Regions from separate parts of the Homo sapiens genome. Here region 1 is linked to region 2. Evidence: chromatin loops called from intact Hi-C (ENCODE). Cell type or tissue: endothelial cell of umbilical vein. All regions are shown on one strand. Each heading gives the region's core, and the rest is flanking DNA. Links, peaks and the distances in the headings are about the cores only. Region 1 holds the start of ACKR4 (atypical chemokine receptor 4). Region 2 holds the start of LOC124909436 (a long non-coding RNA gene).

Region 1 (9,762 bases), core at 674-8,673, 50 kb before region 2:
TTTCCTTTTTCTTATCCTTTCTATTTTCCTTGGGTTCTTTTTGTCCTCTGAAGTATCTCAAATATTCTTATAGAATCAATAATGAAAATATTATTTTTAAAACAGTGTGCCAACTTATAGTACATTTTCAAAAGAAATGTTCTTATGTTTGCTAACTTTTTTTGAATGAATATAGCAAAGAAAAGAAGGCTCTGAAGAAAGACACCACATAGAAGAATTGCTTTCATTATGTAAAAACCGGGTGCCAACTTTTTTAAATGACTCTTTTTATCATTAAAGTTACTTAAAAAGTTCCAATCTGGAAGACTACTCTGGTCTTCATGTTCTTATGCATTAATTATTAACACAGTATGAACCTTGTTCTTCCTTTCTCTTTCATCAGAAAATCTTGAACCTGATGATAAGAAATAATATGGCCAAATATTATAATATATTAAGGAAGGGAATTTTTAAGTAAGAATTAATCTTACTAAAAATGTGAGTAAAAAAGAGTAGAAATGGAATTATTTGCAGAAATGATCCTTCCGGCAGATATATAGACACGCTTTTAAGTGTCTTTATAATTACCATGAGAATAAAAAAAAAATCAGTACTTGTAAAAGAAAGTGAAAAAAAGTGGTATAATAAAACCTATTTTCTCCTTAACAAAGTTTTACCGACAAGTAATGGCATTTAAAATCGTATTTTCTTCTTGCTATATTAAGATTTTCATTTAAGGTTAAACTGTACAGCTATTTTCAAGTAACCCTTTTTTTTTTTTTTACAAGTAAGCATTTAAACTTTTATGCATCAAGACTCCATCTATATAAGTAAATATACAAGATCTTTGGGCTTAAAAAAATATTCAAGTCAGAATAAGAAAAGAAATAAAGTACCAACCTGTTGTAGTCGGCAGAGAGGAGCAGTCTTGAGTACAGAGTATAAAATCAAATGACCTAACTCCAGCTACTTTTGTTTTCACTTTACACCCCGCCTTTATCTTGTATCCAAGAAGGCTTTCCTGAAATTTAACCTTGTGAGCACTTGATATTTTATTTCCTGTAAAACCATCTGTGAAGTTAAATTCAACTTCTTAAGTGGTTTAGGTTACAAATTTGAGAAAATCCATCTTTTTTCAAAAACTATAGACCTTTCATAGTTTCCACTTAGTCAAAGGGGACAAGAAAGTGCCTGCAGCTGAGCTACTGACTGCTGAACCAGAAGGAGAATCCACCTGAGGGCATCTAGGCAGCACTTGTAGGTAGCATCTAGAGAAATACTCTCTAAAGTTATTTTGCCTAAGGAAGAAAGCAAATATGATTTTAACCAAGGAAAATATCTTTTTGAAGACTAAATTATCAAAGATTAAATTATAAGTAATCATTAGGTATTTGCAATAGAATTTAACATTTTTATGCCACATCATTTAATATTTATTTAAACTACTAGAGTCTTCCTGGCTTCACTGTACTTTCTCTATCCTTGTCCCAGAGTATTTTCCCATGGCTTTAAACTCTCTTGCTTTCTTGTTACCTTTTTTCCCAAAGCTAGAATATGAACCTTCAAAATCCTTCAGTCTGGGAGGCTGTTTATTTTTTCCACATTTCCACACAAGTAAGTTAGAGAAAGAAGAGAAATTTATGCTGATTTGGCCCTCATGGTCTATTTGAACTTGGCTTTCCTCAAATTTGCATGGCAGTTATCTATTTTTTCATGCAAGGCCAGGCTCAGTCTCCACCTGCAGAAATTATTTCAGACCCATGCCATTTTTTCTATTTTTCTCTTTTTTAAAAAAAAACTTTTAAGTTCAGGGGTACACATGCAAGTTTGTTACACAGGTAAACATGTATCATGGGGGTTTGTTGTGCAGATTATTTTATCACCCAGGTATTGAGCCTAGTACCCATTAGTTATTTTTCCTGATCCTCTTTCTCTACCACCCTCTACCCTTTGATAGGCCCCAGTGTGTTTCCCTCCATGTGTCCATGTGTTCTCATCTTAGCTCCCACTTATAAGTGAGAACATGCAGTATTTAGCTTTCTGTCCCTTTGTTAGTTTGCTAAGGATAATGGTCTCCAGCTCCATCCACGTGCCTGCAAAGAACATGATCTCATTCTTTTTTATGGCTACATAGTATTCCATGCTGTATATGTACCACATTTTCTTTGTCCAGTCTATCATTGATGGGCAAATATTTAGGTTGATTCCATGTCTTTGCTATTGTGCATAGTGCTGCAATGGACATATGCATGCATGTGTCTTTATAATAGAATAATTTATATTCCTTTGGGTATATACCCAGTAATGGAATTGTTGGCTCGAATGATATTTCTGTCTTTAGGTCTTTGAGGAATTGCCACACTGTTTTCTACACTCCCACCAACAGTTTGTAAGTGCTCCTTTTTCTTCACAACCTCACCAGCAGCTGTAATTTTTTGAGTTTTTAATAATAGCCATTTTGACTGGTGTGAGATGGTATCTCATTGTGATTTTGATTTGCATTTCTCTAATGATCAGTGATGTTTAGCTTTTTTTCATATGATTGTTGGCGGTATGTATGTCTTCTTTTGAGAACTGTCTGTTCACATCCTTTGCCCACTTTTTAATAGGGTTGTTTTTAATTGTAAATTTAAATTTCTTATAGATGCTGGATATTAGACCTTTGTCAGATGCATAGTTTGCAAAGATTTTCTCCCATTCTGTAAGTTGTCTCTTTACTCTGTTGATAGTTTCTTTTGCTGTGCAGAAGCTCTTCAGTTTAATTAGGTCCCATTTGTCAATTTTTGCTTCTATTGCAATTGCTTCATCATGAACTCTCATAGTAGTCTACAAGATCCCACAAGGTCTGCCTCCATCCCTCATTGTCTCTCTGACCTCATTTCACACTACTCACCCCTTTGCCTACTTGTTCTGCCATACCCAGCTTCTTGCTGTTTGAGAGCATACCAGTCACAATCCTATCAGGGCTTTTGTGCTGGCTCTTCTGTCTGCTGGAATGTGCTCTGTCTTAGTAATTGCAAAGCTCACTTCCTCTTCTCTTTCAAGTCTTTGCCCAATCACCACCAGCTCACTGAGGCAATTCTTCACTACTCTACTTAAAATAACCCTCATCCATCTGGACTCCCAGTCCACCAGACCCATAGCACTTAACATGTTCTAATGCACCATATCATTTATGCTGTGATTGCTGTAATTTGTCTTTCACCCTGTATTAGAACATAAGCTTCATCAGAACAGGGACTTTTGTTTGCTTTGTTCATTGATATATCCCGAGTACCAAGAATAATACCTGACACATAATGACTACTCAAAAATATTTTGAATTAATAAAAACATTCTACTGTCCATTTTGATTATTATCTAACAACTGGTCTGCAACTGCAGCCTCCATAATTATCAGATAATAATCTCTTTGATCTTTCTATATGATACACAATACTGACTTTTAGGCATTTGCAAGTACTATTATTCCTGTCTAGAGCACTCTTCCCACCCTATTTTAGTTCCCTAACTCCTATTTACAATTCAGATTTAGGTCTGACCTTAACATTAATCCAGGAAGCCTTCCATAACTCTTTCAGATTAGATCAGATATACCAGTCTTTTCACTGTATTGTTGGTACTTATTTAAATTTTCTATCTTCCATAGCTATCTTATACCCTGCTGTATCCTCAGCATTTGGCTTGGTACCTTACTCATGGTACCAGCTTAATGAATAATGATTAAATTCATGAATCAATCAACTGATATTTAAGTAACTTATCCTCCACAGACATAAAGTTTAGCAATGGAGCTGGAGTTCTAAATTCAGATCTTTAGTCTATTTTATCATCTTATCTCTTATATCTCTTTATTTTATGATGCCATCTATTATAGAATCTTGATACTCTTTTATAGATTCAAAAGTATCTATCCCTTTCCTTTATTTACCCCACCCCCAACAACCATAAGCTTTTTTGTAAATGGGATTCCTTTATTGCAAATCGGTTGTAATGCTATAATCTTTACATCTTTTGAATTTACACATTGTTTTTGCTAATTCAGACACATACAAAGCCCTTGAGGCATAGGGGATCTCAGGATTGAGCAGCTTCCTCTGGTAGCGTGTGTATGAATGCTGTGTATAAATCATAGTGTATGAATCATGGTGAAACTAGCTGACTGGCTGGCCTTTTCCTGTATTTTCCCTTTTCTCCTGATAGAACTAGGAGAGACAGTGGTAATAGGGAAATTTGACAAAATACGTGAAATAATCATGTAGCTTAGAGGGTAGGCAGAAGCATCACTCACCTTAGGCAACTTTTCAAAGTACTTACTTGATGCTTCTTTAGCTCTCTTCTACTTCTCATATTCCTTAGAACTGACTATGATTCCATTTTGCTGCTTACCATAAATTGGCTCCTACTCTTAACCTCCCTAACATAGCAATGTCCCTTGTTCTTGAAGAATCTCTCTCCCCACACCCTCTTCTCATCCCTCCTCTTGTACTGTCATTTTGCTATGTTGCCCAGCCTGGCCTCCAACTCCTAGACTCAAACAATCCACCCATCCTGGCCAACAAAAGTGCTGGGATGAATCTGTAATTTTGATGAATATTGCCAAATTGTATTCCATAGGGATGGTATTACTTTGTTCTCTACCAATAATGTATAGAAATGTCTGTTTTTCTAAAATATTGTCAATAGAATGTGTTGTTTTACTACCACTTTGCTTTCTAAATGACTTGTAACAAATTCAGCACCCCTTACCTACCCTTGCCAGGCATGTGTGGAATACTGGATAATAAACTGCTTTTGAATGTTTTCATTATTGCTGTACTCCACGTTTATTTGATTAGTGGTAAAGTTAAGCAATTTTAAAAATCTCTTTTATTATTCTTATTTCCTCTTTTTGCAATTGTGTTCTTTGCCCATCTGTATACTGATTTTTAGGTGTTCTTTATAATTTAGGGAGCTAAGTATTGCATACATTTTGTCATAAATGTTGAAACATTCCCCCCCAATTTTTTTTTGCTTTTAAATTTTATTTTCTAATGTACAGCAGTTTTATATAGACAAACCAATTGATCTTTGTCTGATTTTGATTTCATTTATCATTTTTAAGTTTTAAAATCCTTTCTCACCCAGAGATTTAATAAATATTATATTATTTTTCTTCTAGTTTTTTTATGTCTTGGTTTTTTTTAATTTTCAACTCTGCTCTATTTGGGATTTATTTTGATCTAACCATTTTCTATAGTAACAACAGTAATAGCAGCAGCTTGTAACATTATTACTTAATTCTTATTATTTAGATGTAAACCTAGAGATGGATTCAGTGAATTTTGAAGATTTCCCTGTTAAAAATAACACACACTCTAAGAGAACACATGGGATTTTTTTTCTTTAACTGTGGGATTGTACAATGAACATCTTTTTTCATATAAGGGAAATTTTATTGTAAAATAGTACTTACTCCAATTTGAATTGTTAGTATTAAAGCTAAAACCAAATGAAGTTCAGGTGTTCTACCTCAGAAATTCTATGTTGGTAGAAGAAACGGCCTTGAGAATTTGTGGATGGCTATCTATGCTTCATAGTATGTAATTGTTTACATCACTTTCTTAATTGTTACAAACCACACTATACTCAAAGGTCATGTTTTTTTATCCACCTATCATCTCTCCTTTTGTTAGAAAATGATTTTGTGGGTAAAAGCCTAAGAAATTAAAAATCATCAACTAACATCAGGGAGATGTAATTTTTAGCCTGACTTAATCCTGGCACTTGAACAGCCTTGAAATACCACAGTGTCTGGATTAAAAACAAAATTACTTTATCTAAGCCATCTGTTTTCATTCATGAAGGCCTGTGACACAGCATATATGTTTAAATGTTCTCTGTTCTATTCAGATTTCCTCTAATATATTTTATTTATGACATTGGGTATCTTGTTCATTAACTAAAATGACACAAACAAGCAAAACTCTCTATAAAAGAAGGTTGTTTCAACTGCTGCACTTGCCAAATTCTGCTTGTAGCTAAGGGGAGATGATATCTTTGGGAAGGGTTTTTCTCATTTTTCTGAAACATCATTGTTAAATACAAATATTTCAAATTCTACAAACTATGTATTCACCCTTACTTCCTCTACTTCATGATGACAACAGACATCCAACTTAAAAATTGTATTTTTTAGAATATTAATTGTTCTCCATATAAGATTGAGGAAGACAGAATCAAAGAATTATTTGCCTTACTTCTTGAGTTTCTTCAAAATTTACCTGGTATCGGAAATCTATTGGGCATTTATATAAGGCTGTGGCAACATTTTTGTTTCTTTGCTTTGTTTGGAGACAAAATCTCACTCTATTGCCTAGGCTAGAATGCAGTGGCATGATCACGGCTCACTGCAACCTTGACTTCCCGGGGCTCAAGCAGTCCTGCCATCTCAACATCCCGAGTAGCTGGGACTACAGATGTGCTGCACCGTGCTTGGTGAATTTTTAAATTTTTTTGTATAGACGAGGTGTCGCTAGGTTGCCCGGGCTGGTTTCAAACTCTTGAGCTCAAGCGATCCTGCCACTTCAGCCTCCCAAAATTCTGGGATTACAGATATGAGTCATCATGCCCGGCCAACATTTTTAAATGATAGAAAGAATGAGGTAAGAAGTAATATTGGGAAATATTAGATACAAAATTATATATTCTGAATATTCGAAAAAGAGGGCTTTAGACCAGGGTTCAAAGGAATTAGAAGATTTTACTTCAGCTCACTGATGCTGGATAGCTAGCATCAGTGAAACCTTGAAAGATTTACCCAGATGTTCTTGATTGCCAGAATGGAAAGTAGAGAAAGAAAAATATCTCTGAAAATGGGCACATAGACCAATGGAACAGAATAGAGCCCAGAAATAAGGCTGCTCACCTATGACCATCTGATCTTTGACAAGGCTGACAAAAACAAGCAGTGGGGAAAAGACTCCCTATTCTATAGATAGTGCTGGGATAACTGGCTAGCCATATGCAGAAGATTGAAGCTGGACCCGTACCTTACACCATATACAAAAGTTAATTCAAAATGAATTAGAGACTTAAATGTAAAACCCAAAACTATAAAAACCCTGGAAGATGACCTAGGCAATACTGTCCTAGACATAGGGGTGGGCAAAGGGTACATGACAAAGACACCAAAGGCAATCACAGCAAAAGCAAAAATTGACAAGTGAGATCTAATTAAACTTAAGAGCTTCTGCATAGCAAAAGAAACTATCAGCAGAGTGAGCAGACAACCTACAGAATGGAAGAAAATATTTGCAAACTATGTATCTGACAAAGGTCCAATATCCAGCATCTATAAGGAACTTGAACAAATTTACAAGAGAAAAACAATCTCATTAAAAAGTGGGCGAATGACATGAACAGAAACTTTTCAAAGGAAGATATATATGCAGCCAACAAAATATGAAAGAAACCTCAATATCACTGATCATTAGAGAAATGCAAATCAAAATCACAATGAGATACCATCTCACGCCAGTCAGGATGGCTATTATTAAAAAGTCAAAAAATAACAGATGCGGGTGAGGTTGTAGAAAAAAAGGAACACTTAATACACTGTTGGTGGGAGTGTGAATTAGTTCAACCATTGTGGAAAGCAGTATGGAGATTCCCCAGAGAGCTAAATACAGAACTACTGGCCGGGCACGGTGGATCATGCCTGTAATCCCAGCACTTTGGGGGGCTAAGGCGGGAGGATCACTTGAGGCGAGGAGTTTGAGACCAGCCTGGCCAACATGGCAAAACCCCAAAATACAAAAATTAGCCAAGCATGGTGGCCATGCCTGTAATCCCAGCTACTCAGGAGGCCAAGGCACGAGAATCACTTGAACCTGGGAGCAGGGAGATTGCAGTGAGCTGAGATCGCGCCACTCTACTCCAGCCTTGGCAACAGAGTGAGACTGTCTCAAAAAAATCCAAAAACAAAAACAAAAAACCCAGAACTACCATTCAACCCAGCAATCCCATTACTGGGTATATACCCAAAGGAACAGAAATTATTCTACCATAAAGACATATGCATGTGAATGTTCATTGCAGCACTACTCACAATGGAATCAACCTAAATGCCCATCAATGACAGATTGGATAAAGAATATGTGGTACATATACACCATGGAATACTATGCAGTCATTAAAAAGAATGAGATCATGTCTTTTGCAGGAACATGGATGGAGCTGGAGGCTATTATCCTTAGCAAATTAGCACAAGAACAAATACCGCATGTTCTCACTTATAAGTGGGAACTAAATGATGAGAACTTACGAACGCAAACAAGGAAACAACAGACACAGAGGTCTGCTTGAGGGTGGAGGGTGGGAGGAGGGAAAGGAGCAGAAAAGATAACAATTGGGTACTGGGCTTAATACCTGGGTGGTGAAATAATCTGTGCAACAAACCCTAATGACACAAGTTCACCTATGTAACAAACCTTCACATTTACCCCCCAAACCTAAAATAAAAGTTTGCTTTTTTTAAAGAAAATATTTCTAATGAAAATGAACCTCAAATCATGTTGTTATGTCCTAATCTGATTTTCAGAAGTATGCCCACCATGGAGTATGCCCACACAATGCATTATGTGGGGCAAGTAGCGTTGATCCTTCAGCCTGTAGGCATCTAGAGAGGCACTGGCCAAGGCTTCCTACAACTAAAACCTCAAAGATAGTCCCAAGTAGAAAAATATCCAGTTGAAAAATTAGAAGTGAACGCTCTGTAAATGATTCTTCCTCTATAATTTCTAACTAAGAATCAAAGCATGATTGCATATTATTGCATAGCCAGGGATAAAAGATTACCCCAACTGAGCATTTCCAGATAAGTCATTTAGGTAAGATCCACAATGAAAGGTAAGTATTGTCATCTGCCATTAAATCATCCTAATGTTCTTTGGGTTGGTCCTCAGATTAGTGGAATTTTGTCATAGTCCATTCAGGCCACTATTACACAACACCATTAATTAGGTAACTTCTAAACAACAAAAATGTATTTCTCATGGTTCTAGAGGCTGAAAAGTCTAAGAACAAGGCACCAATAGAGTTGGTGCCTGGTGAGGGCCTGCATTCTGGTTCATAGATGGCACCTTCTTGTTCTGTCCTCATATAGTGAAAAAGGTGACCAAGCTCTCTCAGGCCTCTTTGATAAATACACTAATTGCATTTTAATCACTTAATCACCGCCTTTCGGACCAAAGGCTTCATCTCCACATAAAATCAGCTTGGGGGTTAGGATTCCAAAACATGACTTCTAGGGGGTGACATATACATTCAGACCATAGCAGTTTCTTTACCTGTTAGCATCTATAAAATCAAAAGGACATATTTCTGTAAATATAAACAATGATAAACAATTTGAAAATTTAGACGTTTGGATAAATTAGGAAAGCCAAATAGAGTTACTGTGAAGAATATGACATTTAAGATTTTTAAAACTTAACTTTGAAATATGTGAATGGGGGATCTTTTCTCATTAGTACAAATGAGGATGGTCCTTTCTGAACTGATTAAAACAAGATTCCATTAAATTTGAAGGAATCTAAATTATAAGCAACAGTTTTAAAGCCGTTGCATTTCAATCTTAACTATATTTTACGTATGTTATTTATAGTATGGAATAATGGAGGAGATTAGAATTTTAAGCTCTTGGTTTTATTGGTTTTGAAATTTTAGAGCTAAGATTTCTAGTTCTGCTTATGTGATCATTTTGAAGTGAGCATTGCATTTCTCAAACTTCAGCTGATAAAT
Region 2 (9,762 bases), core at 1,220-9,219:
TTAGGAGGCTGAGGCAGGCAGATTGCTTGAGCCCAGGAGTTCAAGACCAGCCTGGACAACATGGTGAAACCCTATATCTACTAAAAATATAAAAAATTAGCCAGTTGTGGTGGCACATGCCTGTAGTCCCAGCTACTCAGGAGGCTGCAGTGGGAGGATCACCTGAGCCTGGGAAGTCAAGGCTGCAGTGAGCTGTGATCACGTCACTGCACTCCAGCCTAGGTGACAGGAGTGAGATCCTGTCTCAAAAAAAAAAAAAAAATCAAACTGGTAATCATTATTCTTTCCCAAGCTACCCTCTGGAAAATTGTTCATAATAAGGTTTTTGGCTTCAGGGGAAATGGTCCCGGAAGGGCTTACTTGCTGCATTTCATTCAGTTTAGACCATTGTAACTCCCATCTCTGTCCACAAAAAGGCCAAACGAACTTTCTGCTGTTAAGGAACTCAGCCATGACGTAAGGCTGGAGGGATGGCCTGCTCATCAGATGTGGATGGTCCCTGTGCGGAAAAGTAAGCTCCCCTTCCCCCAGAGGAGCAAATGAGCTCCTTTCACAGCCTGCTTACACATGTGGTCATGGCTGCTGGTTCTCAGGCTGATCAACATAAACCTGTTGACCTTGGCAGTCTACTTCCTCCATTGGTGTGACAGACTTTTTGTGGGTCCCTGCAGTTTGGTGGGTCCCAAGCTCTTGTCCAGTGTCCAAGAAGAATGAAGTTGCATGAACACTTGAAGGATGGTGAAGGCAGACAATTTTATTAAGAGAGATGGAAATGGCTCTCAGCAGAGAGGGGGAGCTGAAGAGGGGATGGGATGGGCAGGTAGTCTTCCCCTGAAATCCAGCATCTCTTCCCCAAAGTCTGGCCAGCTCTTCTCTGAAGTCAGGCTGTCTCTCTGATGTCAAGCTGCCTCACTGAAGTGAAGCCACCTCACTAAAATCAAGCCACCTCTCTCTCCTCTACCAACTGAGTCTGGGGTCTTTATAGGCACAGGATGGAGGTGAGGCAGGCCATAGGTAGTTTTGGAAAGGCAACATTCAATTGGTTAAAAAAAAATTGTTTCTGAATTTTTTTTTAACCAATTTAATGTTGCCTTTTTTTCTATTATATTTACCACACATTGTTTGCATTGCATGTACAAAAGCTGCTAATTTTTGTTTCGGTTTTACTGATTTTTAATTTCTCCTTAATTTTTTTTATAGTTTAGTTTTTATTTTTAATCAAAGATATATATTTCAGAGTTCAACCATCAAATTACTGTCCAAAGCTAGTTATGAAAATCATCAGTGGTTCTTCCTCTCACCATCCCAACATGCTAATTTCTCATTCCCATGAGCAACGACTTAAAAACATTTAGTATAGCTGGGCCCCTATAGCTCTGTCAGAGGCATCCCAACCAGAGTGACTCTATCTTGAATAAAGGCTGGATAAAGCAAGACCTGATGCATTATATTCCCAGGAAGTTAGGCACTCTTAATCACAAGATGTTTATGGTTGAGGAAACAAGTTAGTGGAAAAAGGCATTCTTAGTTTAAAAAATATGTTTTCCTCTAAAGATAATAGTACACTCATAAATTCTTGCCAAGATCAGAAGTTACACAAGAGAATAACCATACTAACAGCCTGTCACAAGCCTTTATAATAAACTGCACTATAGGCCTAATATTCCTATATAAGCAAGCATTCTTGTTTAAATCCATTTATACCTAATGTTCCATTATTGGAACGCTAAGCATGCGAGAGTTATTTATATCCTACTGCTCAAGGTCATCACCAAGGTCTGATTGCAAAAATTCAAAAAATTGCAACCTGAGGCATAAATGGGTTAAGGTAGGCGCATTCTTCGTCTTGCTTTCTGAGGACACCCTACTCTGTCACAGAGTAGTTTCTAATAAACTATTTTAACTTTACTATGTGACTGGCCCTGAATTCTTTCCCATGCGAGATCTGAGAACCCACTCTTGGGCCCTGGGACAAAACCCCTTTTCTGGTAACAGTCCCAGCTACTCTGGAGGCTGAGGTGGAAGAATTGCTTGAGCCTAGTCTGCATAACATAATGAGACCCCACCTCAAAATTAAATAAATAAACAAAACAATTTAAGCTAACTGATAAGCATGGAGATCTACTTCCATGTCTTGAAATAATACAGTTATAATACTCTCACCTCTCAATGGTTTATTTTACTTAAATCTTCAGTTAGAGGAAGAATATAGTGAACACCTGTATATCCTTATCTAGATTCACACTTGCTTTCTCTCTCCTGTTTCTGAACTGAGTTAGCTGCAGATAGTATGTCACCTAACAATAATGACACGAGAATTTGACCTTGATGAAACATTACTGTCATATGTAGTCTAGTCATCTATTGATTTCTCAGTTTAGAAGATGTGCTATGATTATTTTGTTGCCCAGCTATTCCAAACTCTTCTCCCAGATACATCAATTTCTTTTCTCTCAATATGTTCAAATACATATATTGCCTATCAATTTCATCTTCTTGAAGAATTTGTTCCCAGAGCCTCTAACCTGTTCAAGTCTGGATGGGTAGTTGTCTAAGTTAGCTGCAACCTGTTGTCTTAATTTGAAATGGCTTTTCAATATCATTTGAAGAATTCCACCATTCTTTTGAAGAAAACCAAAGTATTTCACCCCCAAATATACTTCTTTGACATACCCTGTAAAGTCTGTTTTTTTTTTTTTTTTTTCTTTTAGACCAATTCTTGCCTGTTGCCCAGGCTGGAGTAGAGTGGCATGATCATAGCTCAAACTGCAGCCTCAAACTGCAGGCTCAAGTGATCCTCCACCTCAGCTTCCCGAGTAGCTGGGACCACAGGTACACGTTAATAAATTTGTATGCTTTCTCTCCTATTCATCTGCCTTATGTCAGCTGATTTTCAGTGAACCTTCAGAGGGTGACAGGCAAGTTTACATCTTGGCCCCCACACTTTTTTGGGTACCCCCTGCTTTAGTACAGAACATCTTTCTGGAGCTTCTTACAAAAGAATTAATGGGAGGTAAATTTGAGACCTTGTCTTAATTCTGTCCCCTCAATCAGTAGTTTCACTGGATGTAGAACCCTGGGTTGAGATTTTTGAAGGCATCACTCCCTTGTTTTCTTTCAGTGTTATTGAGCAATCCAGTGCTATTCTTATTCTTGTTCCTTTCTAAGAAATGGTTCCCTCTTCTCCTGCCACACCCTGGAGGGTTATAGGATCTTTTTGTTTTCATATGGTAAAATTTCACAATTATGTGTATTTGTAAGGGTTGACTTTCATTTATTGGGCTGGCACTCGGTGGCGTTGGTGTTACTGGAAAGAGGTCCTGATCCAGACCCCAAGAGACGGTTCTTGGATCTCACACAAGAAATAATTCAGGATAAATCCATAAAGTGAAAGCTAGTTTATTAGAGAAGAAACAAAAGAATGGCTACTCCATAGACAGAGTAGCCCTGAGGGCTGCTGGTTGGCTATTTTTTTTTTTTTTTTTTTTTTGAGACGTAGTCTTGCTCTGTGGCCCAGGCTGGAGTGCAGTGGCATGATCTTGGCTCACTGCAACCTCTACCGCCCAGGTTCAAGTGATGCTCCTGCCTTAGCCTCCTGAGTAGCTGGGATTACAGGTGCACACCACCACGCCCAGCTACTTTTTGTTTGTATTTTTAGTAGAGACGGGGTTTTGCCATCTTGGCCAGGCTAGTCTTGAACTCCTGACCTTGTGATCCACCCACCTCTGCCTCCCAAAGTACTGGGATTACAGGAATGAGCCACCGTGCCTGGCCAGCTATTTTTATAGTTATTTCTTGATCATACGCTAAACAAGGGGTGGATTATTCGTGAGTTTTCCAGAAAATTCCCTTTTTAGACAATATAGGGTAACTTCTGGATGTTGCCATGGTATTTGTAAACTGTCATGGTGCTGGTGGGAATGATTTGCGATGCTAATATATTATAGTGTATAATGAGCAGTGAGGACCACCAGAGGTCACTTTCATTGCCATCTTGGTTTTGGTGGGTTTTGGCGGCTTCTTTACTACATCCTGTTTATTAGCAGGGTCTTTATGACCTGTATCTGTGATACCAGTCCTGTTGTCCTCCTGTCTTATCCTGTGCCTGAGAATGCCTAACCTCCCGGGGGTGCAGCCCAGCAGGTCTCAGCCTTATATTACCCAGCCCCTATTCAAGGTGGAGTCACTCTGGTTCAAACACCTCTGACATTGGGACTCATAAAACAAACCCCAGAATGAAGGTCTCAGAAGCAGCCTCAGAACCAGAAGTTTTTCTGACCTTCTCCTACCTTCCTGTCGCTCAGTTCCATTCTCTCCCAAGGCTAGCCACAGAAACTAGAATCTCTCTTCCCCAAGGTGGGTCAGAAACCAGAACCTCTTTTCCCCAAAGCCAGCCATAAAACCTAAAGTTATTACCCTTTCCCTCCACCTTTCTATGTAAAAACTGGCCACAAAGAAATGATCTGACTTACCTTGTTGGACTATAGCTCAGAGGACCCCTATTCCAGAGAAAGACCCGCCCCATACCCAGAAGGAAGGACTGCATGCTCGGATAGGCCAAGAAGAGTCTAAACAGACCTTGCTGGGTTTCCCCATGCAGTCCCTTAGCATTTGATCTTACCCTTTTGTCCAATCATAAACACAGCCAATCAAAGTATGGCTGTCAATATTTTGTTGAACCTAAGCATCAAAGTGAACAATTTCCCCAGGATCTTTGGGCTTTCATTCTGAAGGCTCCTGTGTATACTCATTAAATAAATTTGTATGCCTTTTCTCCAATTATTCTGCATTTTGCAAGTTGATTTTTCAGCAGACCTTTCAGAGGGTGAAGGAGAAGTTCCTTTGGCCTCTTCAGTGGCATAGTCTTCCTTACTGGGAAAGTGCTTGAATTTTTTATTTTGTTCTCAGCCCCTTTTCAAAACTAGTATTTCTTTTGGGATCTAAATTTTTTAGATAATGGGCTCCCTGAACTGGGTCTCTTTTGTCTACTTTTCCATCTTACTCTGCTTCTTCACAAGATTTCCTCAACTTTCTCTGTCAATGTCTTCTATTGTTTTTCTTCTATTTTTATTAAAAAATTTTTAAGACCTGATTTTCTGTGGAAAAAAATTTTTTTTCAAAGTGGCATCCTGTTTTGTAGATGCAATGCTTATCTCTGAGGGTATGGTTATACAGCTTTCTTTTCCAATGCTTTCTTCTTCCTAGTGTCCTCCAAAATTTCCTTTTTTTCTTCCTGTTTTGGCCTCTTTTCTGCTTCTACTGTCATACCTGGAGGCATACACCTGTCAGCATTCACACTAAGGGCTGCCTTCAAAGGCTCTCCACAATGCTCAGTTGCTTTAGGCAAGTCCCTGCCACTGGAAGGGTGTGCTATCATCCAGCTGTTGTATCAGTTGATAAAGTTTTCTGCTCCAAACTCTAGATTTGCTTACTCTGAATTCACCTTGATCATTTTAGGGCTGACAGGATTGTCCTCAGGTCAGCTCTTACCTTTAAAGCTGGGAAAAATGTTCCACTTCCTGCTTTGGAATGCTGGGAAACCTGATACATACATACGAAAGGCTATTTTGAGTTGTGTAAAATACTAAAATGTGAGATTGAGGTTTGAGCTTAAGTAAGTGAAATGACTTTCCTGAACTTATGCATAGCTAAATATTTGTAGAATTACTTCCATATGACCTTTCCTTTTGAAGACAAATGACTCATTCTTTCATTGACTCAAGCCACATCTTCGTAAACTTTTCCCTGAAGTAGAGACTGAGGGCATGAGGTTCCTCTTTTCCTGCTCACAGACATTGGTTAGGGGTCAGGGAATGAGGCCAATGTTCTTTGTAGACCTTAGGTTTTTTTTATCTACTGCCATTGGACAATAGCTGAAAACTCTTCATACATAACTGCATAACTTATAAACCATATTCCTTTTCAATGTTAAAAAATTTAAGCACGAACATTCTTATTTGTGTAAATAACAGAGTTTTCATGAACAGCTCTGGGTCTTTCTCTTCTCTTACAAAGTTATTTCCTTAAATTGGGGATTTGTAAAAATGATGGAAATGTACAGATCTTCTTTCATAAGCTTGATGGCAAAACAAACGTTTTAAACTGGCCACCCTATTTCCTGTATTCTTGGGGCCCTGGAACCCACAGTAACCTCACCCACCTTTTACTCCTTAAGTTTAGAAATTAGTGGTCAATAATCCAGATGTGAAGTTCTTTGCTTTAAATGCTAAATAACATATTAAACAACACATGTAGTAACAACTAGTAATGGGAAAGCATTGATGACAGGAGAAATGCCTGAAGTTTCCACTACAATAGAGGAGTTAAATAATTTATTTCACAAAAAATCATCTATGGGAAACAATAATTCTGGGAAGTGATCTAGTTCTGAGGTTTTTAACTGGGGCGAGAATGGGACTGAGTTTTCGGATATTTTTAAAATATGCGCTTTTGGGCATTTTTGCATAAAGGTTTTACACGTATTTCAACAGATTCTTAACATCTTACCAAAGTAAGATTTCCTGACCAGATCAGGCATTTTATAGATGAAATTAACGCCCAATGTCAGAAACCTAAGCAGGGCAGAATCTGCCTGACAAGCCAGTGTTCTTCCTTGACACAGCATCACCAAGCCCAGCTCCTCATTCCTAGACGCTCCTGTCTACAAGGTTGACACCCTATTAGGTGTTTACATCTATTATTCCTGATCTCCCGAACATCCCCACAAAGGAGACATTAATGACCCCCACTTATTGGTGACAGCTCCAAGGTCACTTGGTGGAGGCCAGAACCACAGCCCAGGTGGCCCCAACTCGGTCCATACCAGCTCCAAGATACCTTACTTCCATTCTCCTGCCCTAATTTAAACAGACTGGGTGACACAAGTTAATGAGTTAAACACTGAATTCAACCAAAATCCACACAAACATTTGGGGTTAATATGAGGATGGAATCAATATCTTGGGCATCCAGCAGTGATTCTGATTTAGAATCAACACCTTGGGCATCCAGGCGTGATTTCTGATATAACTTGGATACTCAAAACTTAACATGTACTCAAAAACAAACAAACAAAAAACTGGAAACACTCCCAGGAGCCAGGCAGTCACCTAGTTCTAACTTAGTGGGCATTCCAAGTTTTGGTGTGTGCTGTGGGCCAGCCTTAGGGGTCTGCCTCCCCAGCTTCAGGACAGGCTGTCAGTTGTTTCTGAAGGTGCTTGAGCTGAATTTATACCAAGTCCCATCAAGGCTGAGGTGGCTCTGGCTCTAACCAGCCCTTTGTCCTACCAATCTATGAGCAAACTCTCTTCTTGCTACTGGTGCTCCAGCGAACACTATGTATTAGTCTGCTTGGACTGTCATAACAAAATACCATAGACTGGTGGCTTAAACAACAAATTTATTTCTCACAGTTCTGGAGGCTGGGAAGTTTAAGATCAATGTGCCAGCAAGTTAGCTTTCATTCTGAGGCCTCTTCTCTTGGCTTGTACGTGGCTCCCAGTGTGCTTACGTGACCTCTTGGTGCAGAATGTCAGGTGTTGGGAAAGGAGGTAGTGGGGGAATTTGGGGGTACAGGTAGGCTCTCTGGTGTCTAAGGTATTATCCCCATTATGAGGGCACTACCTTCATGACCTCATCTAACACTAATTAATTACCTCCCTGAGGCCCCATCTCCAAATACCACTGGGGGTTAGGGTCTCACCCTATGAATTTTGGGGGAAGATACAACCATTTAGTCCCTAATGACTAACTTCCCCGAAGTCCTTGTCCTCCCCTCTCCCATCACAAAAGTGGCATGAGCACACATGTGACCATGCAACTACATATTGCAAAAGGAGTTCAGTCTTTTAAAAGAATACCTAATTAATAACTCATTGGACAGAAAGCACATACATCCAATTCCTCATAACCACTGGTTTTTATCTTATTGCAAGGGGAATGAATTTGATTTTTTTGGCCTTATAACACCCCTATTTAATTCTCATAACACCCCTTTGAGGAATGGGCTCAGAATGAACCTTATAGATAAGGAAACAAAGAAGTCTGCCTTCCTTGGTCACACTGCTACTGGCCAGTAAAAGGAGGGCCATGCCTTCCCAAAAACTCAAGGAGGCGGTGAAATTCCTAGTCAGAGTAGGTTGCAAGAAAGTTTATCTGCAACTTTTTTTTCACAGTGCTCTTCTCAAAATCCTAATAAAGCTTATTTACACGATATTCATCATATAATGAACAATTTAAGCATGAGAAGGATCACAGAAGTTCTAGACTGAAAGGGATTCTTGAGCTGAGCATCTGGTGATGATCCTCAGTGGACGGACGAGGGTCCGGCATGGTCTCTTGCCCATTTCCAGTGTTCTGCCTCTGCACTGCTCCTTAGATGGACTGTGGGTTACTAGAGTGTATCTCTGAGTTTTGCTACCTCTAAACAGCCCCTCTCCCAACAAACGCACCAAAGTGATCATTCCACACTGCTGTTTATTTTAAAATACAGATCTCATTCCTGAATCACTATTAGGTTTGATGTTAATGCGTCAGCTTGGCACTTAGGACACCGTCCAGCTGGCTCCTCCCTGGGTCTCAGGCTGGGTTCTCTCTGGACCCTTATCCCCCAGCCATACCAGACAACCCCCACCCCTCCAGGTGTCCTATATATACTTTCCTGTTACCCTGCTCAAGCTGTCTTTTATAACTCAGGACTGAGGCAAACGACTTCATGCTTAAATCTCAGATAAAGCCTCCACCCTCAAAGATCAAAACTCAGCTTTCCCCATCACAGACACTTGCCTGACATTGCTGTTGTCTTCATATTATGGCTCAGAATACAGACCTCAGTGTCACATAAGAGTTTTGATTTCTTACTCTGTTACTTACTAGTTGTGTGACTTTTAGTAAGCTGCTTTACTTATCTGAACCTCATGTTCTTCACCTGGAAGATGGGAATTATATCAGTACCAGGCCAACAGGTTTGCTCTGAGGATTAACTGGCCCACAGGTTCGTTCTGAGGATTAAATGAGATTATGCAATACTTAGCAGACAGTAAATATTCAATAAAGGTTAAGTATTGTTGGCATCTAAACATCAATGATCGTAGACTAATTTAACGGGCCTTTAACTATTGTATTCACAATACTTATATTCTTAGTATTTAAAAGAAAACATTGCTATGTTGATTTATGCTCTCCTAAATACCTAATCCCAATTTAGCTGTTATAATTTTTTAGTGAACACATTTTTATACCCAACTATTGTCTAGAAACTAAAACCCTAGTTACATATTAAAATACTTCCATTAACATATTACTCTATAATCTGTTAGAGATGATAAACTTGATGCAGAAGTTTGAATTAGTGATTTGGAATAGGAGTAAGTTTCCATTTTGGCTGTTCTTACACATCAACTGTGGAATAAACTTGGTTCTTGCTTTGAAAGGAAACTTGGAAGTGTGGGTATTTCCCCATTCTTTAAGAACTGTTTGTTTATATTCTCCATGTTTATATTTTCTTGTAGTTTGTGGTCACACTAGAAAATCTATGTGCTGAGATTTGTTACTTGAAAAATCTTCTGGCTATTTAATTTTCTCTTCTTAAAAATAGTAGAATTAATGTCACATATTATTAACAGCCTGACCCATTCCTGAATGTTGTATGAAAAATAAATGAGATGCTGTGTCTGGAAACTTAGATGTGGCTGAAATATTAAAGTTAGGAATGATTAGATTATGTTAATGCAGCCATCTATATGAAGAGTTACGAATGTAAGA

Evidence for each region. Peaks named below come from ENCODE experiments on the same cell type or tissue, not always from the same donor. Only the 100,000 strongest peaks of a DNase experiment are listed, where the experiment ranks them.
Region 1: it touches region 2 in a loop (2.8-fold over the local background); 3 of 110 quality-filtered maps call a loop at or near these places.

What each region holds. Positions count from the first base shown.
Region 1 is chr3:132,588,441-132,598,202 of GRCh38, reverse strand. The region is part of intron 13 of ACAD11 (acyl-CoA dehydrogenase family member 11); the gene reads left to right. ACKR4 (atypical chemokine receptor 4) reads right to left here and starts at 933. Exons shown (of 2, transcript NM_016557.4): 1 at 880-933. All of the region lies in intron 39 of NPHP3-ACAD11 (NPHP3-ACAD11 readthrough (NMD candidate)), which reads left to right. In endothelial cell of umbilical vein, for the core only: no CTCF peak of the experiment used is centred there; DNase peaks (open chromatin) are centred at 1,002, 2,992 and 4,122; H3K4me3 peaks cover 419 bases; H3K27ac peaks cover 2,348 bases.
Region 2 is chr3:132,539,121-132,548,882 of GRCh38, reverse strand. LOC124909436 (a long non-coding RNA gene) reads right to left here and starts at 2,744. Exons shown (of 2, transcript XR_007096094.1): 1 at 1-2,744. In endothelial cell of umbilical vein, for the core only: no CTCF peak of the experiment used is centred there; DNase peaks (open chromatin) are centred at 1,482 and 5,752; H3K27ac peaks cover 1,324 bases.